Linked DNA regions of Mus musculus: all the other regions are linked to region 1. The links are chromatin loops, found by intact Hi-C in ENCODE. Cell type or tissue: left cerebral cortex. All regions are shown on one strand.

What was found. Peaks named below come from ENCODE experiments on the same cell type or tissue, not always from the same donor. Only the 100,000 strongest peaks of a DNase experiment are listed, where the experiment ranks them.
Region 2: a loop joins it to region 1, with 4 times the contacts of the local background. A loop is called at or near these places in 12 of 42 quality-filtered maps.
Region 3: it touches region 1 in a loop (2.7-fold over the local background); 5 of 42 quality-filtered maps call a loop at or near these places.

The regions. Positions count from the first base shown.
Region 1 is chr5:139,906,163-139,908,662 of GRCm38, reverse strand. Elfn1 (leucine rich repeat and fibronectin type III, extracellular 1) reads right to left here and starts at 797. Exons shown (of 2, transcript NM_001384186.1): 1 at 1-797. In left cerebral cortex, a CTCF peak has its summit at 1,199; DNase peaks (open chromatin) are centred at 81, 262, 916 and 1,160; H3K4me3 peaks cover 1,287 bases; H3K27ac peaks cover 434 bases.
Region 2 is chr5:140,291,300-140,293,799 of GRCm38, reverse strand. The region is part of intron 9 of Mad1l1 (MAD1 mitotic arrest deficient 1-like 1); the gene reads left to right. Among named protein-coding and RNA genes, the nearest start is that of Mad1l1, 29 kb to the left of the region's middle. In left cerebral cortex, a CTCF peak has its summit at 1,419 (motif pointing right); a DNase peak (open chromatin) is centred at 1,432.
Region 3 is chr5:140,041,338-140,043,837 of GRCm38, reverse strand. All of the region lies in intron 17 of Mad1l1 (MAD1 mitotic arrest deficient 1-like 1), which reads left to right. Among named protein-coding and RNA genes, the nearest start is that of Gm30492, 53 kb to the left of the region's middle. In left cerebral cortex, a CTCF peak has its summit at 1,470; a DNase peak (open chromatin) is centred at 1,486.

The sequences.
Region 1 (2,500 bases):
GGCTCCAGACAGACCTCCTCCCCCTCCCGCGTTGCCCGCCCCTCCCGGAGCCCGCCGGGCTTGAGGATCGGCCTCTCGCCGGGAGCGGAGAGGAGCCTGCGGGAGCCGGGCTGCGGCGCTCACTGCGTCAAGAGCCGGGGACCGCGCGATCGGAGCAGCCCCGGACCGGCCGGGCAGGCGGGGCGGCCGCGGCGCCGGCGACGCCGAAGGGGCCGGGCGGCTCCGGCTCTCGAGCTCGGGAGCGGGCGCGGCGGCAGCGGCCGCGGCGACGCGAGGCGGTGGTTCATTTTGTGAGCGCGAGGCAGGTCGGACGTGGGAGCCGCGCGGGGAGGGGACCGGAGCAGGGGCGGGGGCCGCTGCACGTCCATAGGTTGCCCCGGGAGGGGATCAAGGCTCCCTGAGGGGAAGTTGGCTGGAGCCGGGGGGACATCTCAGGACGCCGCAACACAGCCTCGCCTCCTTTTCCTGGCTTTGCCTGCGTCCCCTGCCCGCGTCCCAGGCCACTGAGCTAAGAGCCGTGGAGCCCAAGTCCCCGAGTGTCATGGGGTTGGGACCCTTCGTGGCGATGGGAGGTGGGTACGAGAGGCAGAGATGTGCACGCGCGTACAGTCACGCCTGTGCACACACACGCACCCGCAGGAAGCCATGTAGAAGTTGACCCCGAAGTCAGACCCTATGTAAGCGCGCGTGTCACAGCTCCACCCGCAGGGACGATTGTTTCACGGGGCGGGCGGCGGGGAGGGGAGAATCAGAGATGGTACAAGGTTGTCAGGCCCTCCGAGATGCAACATTCTCTCTTCCCACCAGGGACTTGCTCTCTCCTAAGGTCACCGACCCCCTTCACAGTCCCTCCTCTCTGCATTGTATGTCACCACCCCCTTGGGCTGAGAGGCCGGGAGGCGTGAGATCAGCCTGGCACCTTCCCATTCCCGGAAGGTTCCGAGTAGTGGATTCCCCTCCCACTAGCCTCTGTGTGTGTGGGGGGGGGGAGTTAATGTGTGCTTTCCGGGGATCCAAGTCATCCCTCTGGGGCTGTCCACCCTCCCACCCACCCCCACCCCCCACCCCCATGGTTCCAGGAACACTGACTGAGCCCGCTGGTATCCCATTCCCTACCGCGCCCCTTCCCCAGGCGGTAGCTTTGGCCTTGGGTTGAAAATCAAAATCAAGTTCAAGAGCGCCCTCGCCGGGCTAAGGCCTTGCGCACAGCTTTCGAGCCTCCGTGCGCTTGCGGAGCTGAAGGACCCCCCTTTGGGCAGAGTGGGTGCAACCCTTTTTGGACGCCTCCTCCGAGCTGGAGCACTCTCAAGAGCCAGGCTTCGGGACACAATGCCAACGAAGGGGACTGGAGCCGCAGAGTGCAGCCAAGTATACATAGTAAGGGGCGAGGAGAGGCTGGGGGCGGGGACTTGTCCCTTGGGTTGCCAGACCACCAGGGACCAGCATGGGAATAGCCTGAACCTTGGAGTAGCGCGGCCAGAGGACCAGGAGCTTCCCGAGCTCGGGTCCTGTGGCCTGTCCTGCGACTCGACTAGATCCAGCCTGCAGCACCGGCAGGCAGCCCACACTTGGCCGATCCTAGGCTTTCCCCAGCCCCATTTTTCCTTTGGAACCCTGAGGAGTGAGATTCCAGTTAGGGACTGAGGGTAGAGGAGGCTCTATCGTCTTTCCGGTGGATTCTTAGACACAGAGCATGGTGGTCAAGGACAGAGCTGTGGGTCTACCCTTGCTCAGACCTCAAGAGAATCCAGCCGGGACTGAAGGCTCCAAAGCCTGCTTTTAGGGTAGCTTTTGCCGGGCCCTTCAAAAAAACAAAAAACAAAAAACAAGCCAGGCACCCCTCAAGCTGGGAAGGCCACAAGCTAACCCCTGGCCAGAGCCACGGGGATGAGGCCAGAGCTTTCTCCTGGTTCTCTCATCTCCCGCCCCGCCCCCATTCCTCCCTTCCTCTCCCATTCTCCTGAGCCATGTCACTAGCAGGCATGTGTACATGACCCAGGGTGGACACTATGTATGTTGCACCCACACGTTTGCAGAGCAGGTTCACACCTAACGGGCACACCCCATAATTCACCCCTTAGCCCACCCTCATGAAGAACATGAAGTTCTGGCAGAAGTTCACACACATCTTTGCCGACGCCCACGCCTCCCCCCTCCCCACAACCAGGAACCTTACCAAGAAGTTATAGAGTAGGGCTTCAGTCGCCAAGGCACCCCAGCCTGCTCCAGGGTTGCACAAACCCCCGGTCCATACCTGGGTTTCTGTAGTGGTGTGCGACTGCAAACATCATTCCAGAAAGGCAAAGATGTCTATCCTGGGGTCTATCTGACAGGGTCCCAACAAAGAGAAGAAAGCCCTCCCTCTCTTTTACCTCTTTGCCACCTCCTCCCCCTTTTCTCTTTTACATCTGCCTCCCCTCTCCCTCCTCCTCTTGTCTTCTTACTCTGTAGCTCAGGCCAGCCTGGGACTCCAGTGTCTAGCTTTAGACCCCTGAGTGCC
Region 2 (2,500 bases), 390 kb before region 1:
CGAAAAAACTAAAAAAAAAAAAAAAAAAAAAAAAGAAAAAAAAAAGAAAAGAATGTGTGATGCCTGGGTTTATTTCCCAGCAACTGGTCCTTAACAAGTGGATGGGGGCTGAGGTACTCAGTGGATGAATCCATTACCATGCAAGCCAGACAGCCTCAGGTAGATCTCTAGAATGTAGGCAAGGGTACAGGAGAGAACCAGTTCCACACAGCTGTCCTCTGTCCTTCGTACATGAGTTGCTGGGATTTGAACTCAGGACCTTTGGAAGAGCAGTCAGTGCTCTTACGTGCTGAGCCATCTCACCAGCCCCTGTTTCTTTTTTTAACATCTGTCTCTCTTTCTCTGTGTGTGTGTGTTTGTATATGCACATGCATTCGTGAGTTCGTGCCCATCTAGTGTGTAGGTGTCTGTGCAGGCCAGAAGAGGGTGTTGGATTTCCTGGAACTGGAGTTACAGGTGGTTGTGAGCTATCATGTACCCACTAGAAACTGAATATGGATCTTGTAAAACAAAACAAAAACAAAACACACACACACAAAAACTCAGACAGTGAGTGCTTTTAACAGCCGAACCATCTCTTCAGCCCCAAGGCTTCCCCTACCACCACCACCTCCTCCTCCTCCTCCTCCTCCTTCTTCTTCTTCTTCTTTTTTAAAGATTTATTTATTTATTTAATGTATGTGAGTACACTATGGCTGTACAAATGGTTGTGAGCCTTCATGTGGTTGTTCGAATTGAATTTTTAGGACCTCTGCTCGCTCTGGTCAACCCTGCTCGCTCTGGTCAACCCTGCTCGCTCCAGTTGGCCCCGCTTACTCAGTCCGTGCTTGCTCTGACCCAAATATTTATTTATTATTATACTTACGTACACTGTAGTTGATTTCAGACGTACCAGAAAAGGGTGTCAAATCTCATTATGGGTGGTTGTGAGCCACCATGTGGTTGCTGGGATTTGAACTCATGACTTTCAGAAGAGCAGTCAGTGCTCTTACCTGCTGAGCCATCTTACTAGCCCGAACCTTTTATTATTATTATTATTATTATTATTATTATTATTTTTTTTGTGGTAGGTTTTGGGAAGTTGTTTGTGTAAGGCTAGGAGGGTGACTGACTGAAGCATGAGGTACTGAGATTGGACATGATGCAGGACGGGGCAGAAGTAATGGAAGGATGGGGCAAAGTTAGGGTTCAGTGCCAGGACAGAGTCTCCTTAGAAGTCATACATTTGCCTACTCACATAGTCATACATGTATGTACGTATACATAAGCACATATACATACAAATGCACATAAGCACAAACACACAGCACACCCATACACATACATGACTATGTATTAGTTCAAGGATGCACTCTTTAGCTGGAGACAGCCTGCATGTCTACCTGTCTGATGTGTAACACTGTGGATTCTGAGATGTAGCAACCAGTAGGTGGCACTGCCTCCTTGATGATCAGCTTTCTTCAAGGAGGCCTGTGAGCACCTGTGGCAGCCTGTCTTGGGGCTTACTGCCCTTCCATAGGAACTTCCTCACTAGTATCAGGGATCTTGTTAACTGAGGCACAAGGGGTCTGGGTCCACTGGCTGCCTTCTTATGGACAGGCAGGTTGTCACCAAAGTCTGTGCTCTCCCTGTCTGTCTGTCCATCTGTGACCATCATCTCTCAGAGTCCTTGTCCCCTAGGGTCTGAGTGCTGATGGTGAATGGTGCAGATCCTGTGAGGATGAGGTCTGGCTACCCCGAGGGGCTCAGCCGTAGTGTGGCTGTTACTTTCCTCATTGCCGTGACAGACAGGTTATCTGACAGAATAGCTTGACTCTGGCTCCAGTGTGAGTGTATAGTCTACCAAGGTGGAGAGCGTGGTGGCAAGAGCATGGGGCAGCTGCTCACATTGTGTCCACAGCTGGGAAGCAGAGAGATGAGTGGAGGCTCAGCTGCTTTCTCCTTTTTATTGAGACCAGCTCACTGAATTGTGCCATCTCCATTCAGGTTGGCTTGAAACTCCATGGAAACACCTTTACAGTCGTGCCAGATGTGTGTCTCCTAGGTAACAGTAAATCCAGCCAAACTGATCATGCAGATTAACCGTCATACCTAGGTTAAAAGAGTGTTTTGGCCTGTGTGAGTTCCTCATGGTGTAACAGTGTTGCTCTCTGCACTGTGACACTTCTTATGTCTGAGGAGCCTAGAGTTATTAGGGGGGAGTGTTTAAGCCACTGTAAACCAGGAATCAGATGCTGAAATCTAACTGTAGATACACTGTGATGTGTCCTATGCATTGGGCCACGTGGGTGAGGAGAAATGGGCCTGTCAACCTGTGTCCAGTGCATGGAATCATGTGGGCTGGGTCAGATAGCTCTCTCTACTGTGTGTCTAGTGCACAGGGCCATGTGGGCAGGAACACATGCTTCTGTCTTCCTCTGGTGAATCCAGTGTATGGAGTCCCATGAGCTGGAGCTGACAAATTTGTATCTATTTGTGTCCAGGTCAGTAGGGTCGTGTG
Region 3 (2,500 bases), 140 kb before region 1:
AAGCAGGAGGATCACTTCAGGGACAGTCTAAGCTGTATGAAACCCTGTTTCAAAAAGACAAGAGTTGAGGCTGGGGAGACCACCTTGTATTTGTTGTGCAGGCATGAAGACTAAGTTCAATCCGCAGCCCCTAATAAAAGCTGGGCTCTGAGGTGTTTGTGTGTAATGATATCCAGAGCGGGGTGATAGGAGTCAGAGACCAGCAGATTCCTGTAGCTTGCTGGCTAGCCAGTCTAGCTGAACCAGTTAGCTTTGGATTCAGTAAAAACATCTGACATCAAGCCCAGTATGGGGGTGCACGCCTTTAATTCCATCACTCAGACAGCATATGGATTTCTATGAATTCCAAGGCTAGCCTGGTGTATATAGTGAGTTCCCAGACAGCCAGGGATACATAGTGAGACCCTGTCTCAAACAAACAACTTATAAGCAAAAACAACCTCCATGCACAGAAGAAACATAGGGCTCTGAACCTAACAGAGATAGGGAAAAGCCAGGGCACTGTGATAGCCTACAGGCAGGAGGACTGGCTGAGAGAAAGAGCAGTCACTCCATAGCTCACAATGGCCTGTCTCTGGTTCTCTACATTCCAAGTCTCCAAGGCAGCCTGTTCTGATTAGCTGTGCAAACTTAATTAGTTCACATCCAAGTTTGTGGAAGGCATCCCTCAAGGGAGCTGTGTGAACAGCCTCTGGTTACCAAGAAGACCAGATTCCATGCCGAGGTGGCAGTATTAATATTGAACATAGCCTGCTCAGGCTGCCAGCCTTCCCCAGCAAAGTCTCATCTTCCTGGTGGCTTCTTGAACATGCCACCTTGTAAATAATATTAAAGCAATTTCTTCTGGGGTGTCAGGAAAAGAGAAGGAGTGGGTAGGGTATCCAAAAGCACCCTGTCTAACTCTGTGAGGTGAGCACCAGCTCTAGGGACACATCACCCTTGCCAAGAGCCCCAGATCGAGCCAGGTCACCAGCACTGAATGAGGCTGGCCTCACCTGCTCTTGAGCCTACAACATGGGGTGGGCTTGGCTGGATAAATGCCCATCAGGAGTTTTTCAGGTTCCCTCCAGTATGTCTGACTGTCTAGAAAACACTTCTGCTCCTAACAGTTGCCCAGCTGCGGCTGCCAACGCATTTTGCGGGTGTTTCAGATTCACCCTTTAGAGACTCTCTCAGCAGGGGTTGGGGTGCTCAAAAGCTAGAAGCAATTTGGATAATGACACATCCTGTTCCAGAGCTTCCCCAATCAAAGGGAATGGCCAGGCCTTTGATCTTCAGTTCCCTGGAGTACTGAAAAGATAGACAGTCACCCCCTCTGCTGTGCCCCCAGGCCCTACCCAGAACAGGGCCCTAGCCTGACCTCCTGGGTATTGACCTAACTCTGGGGGAGACTGTACCCCCTACTCAGAAGAGTGATTCCTGCTCCTGCGCTCTTCTATAGGTGCCATCCCCAGACTCCCTCCAGGGGGAGCACCTATCCTGTCTGCTCACTCCACCCCAGCTCTCCTTTGGGGAGCACCTGTCTTATAGGCCCCATCCTGGGTCTCCTATGTTTGCCTTGTTCACTTCATCCCAGGCCTCCCTCCGGGGAGGGCACCTTACTGTTCGCTTCACACAACCTCACCCCACTCCCCCAGACCACCTGCTCTGCTGACTCCCAAACTGACAGCTGTATGGCATACTCCTTGCTGACTGGTTTCTCACTATTTCCTCTAGGCTTTCTTCAATGGCCTAGAGCAGCTAGTGTCAGTGCACAGCTAGTGAGCTCTCCAGGGGTGTCAGAACCCCTGTCCAACAGGGCAAATGTGGGCCTCAGGGAGGTGACATCTCTCCAAGCCTGAGGCTCCTTGTTCTGAACCCAGCTAGCTATAGTAGACACTAGAGACTGCCTACTACAGCTCTGGCTCAGTGCCCTCCAGCTTCCTGTAGGCTTGGCCCCCCAACAGCCATATGTAGGAAGCTTGTTACAGACACTGCCCAGGCTGGGCTCCCTGCTCGTCTCCTGGGTCTGCCACTGGCCACACATCCTGCCTCGGGCTCATGTTGCTGATATATAATGGGCTCTCCATGGACCCTTGATTGGTTTCTAACTAGGTCCCCAGCCCATCTCTTCCTCCGTCCCTTCTCTGCCTGAATGGTCACATCAGGCACTTGCCTCTGGGCCTCTTCTGAGGCCCCCTCAATTGGTGCTACCTTTTCATGAAGCCCTGGGTCTGGACTTAGAACAGGCTAGTGGTCTGAGTGTGTCCCCCTCCACATCCCCAGCTCCATGCCAGAACTGCTCCACAATAAGTGCCCCTTGGCCTATACCTCCCCTCCCCCACCCCCCTTGTTTATTAACTCAGATCAGCAGACAGAATTTTCCTGTTTCTGTTGAATTTATTCCATAATTACCCCCTGTTGGCAGCAAACTGTACTTATTCCTTTTTACAATAGAGATGCAAAGGTTATTTTATGTGAAGTTTATTTATGTTAATGAGATGTTGAATATATCACAGCC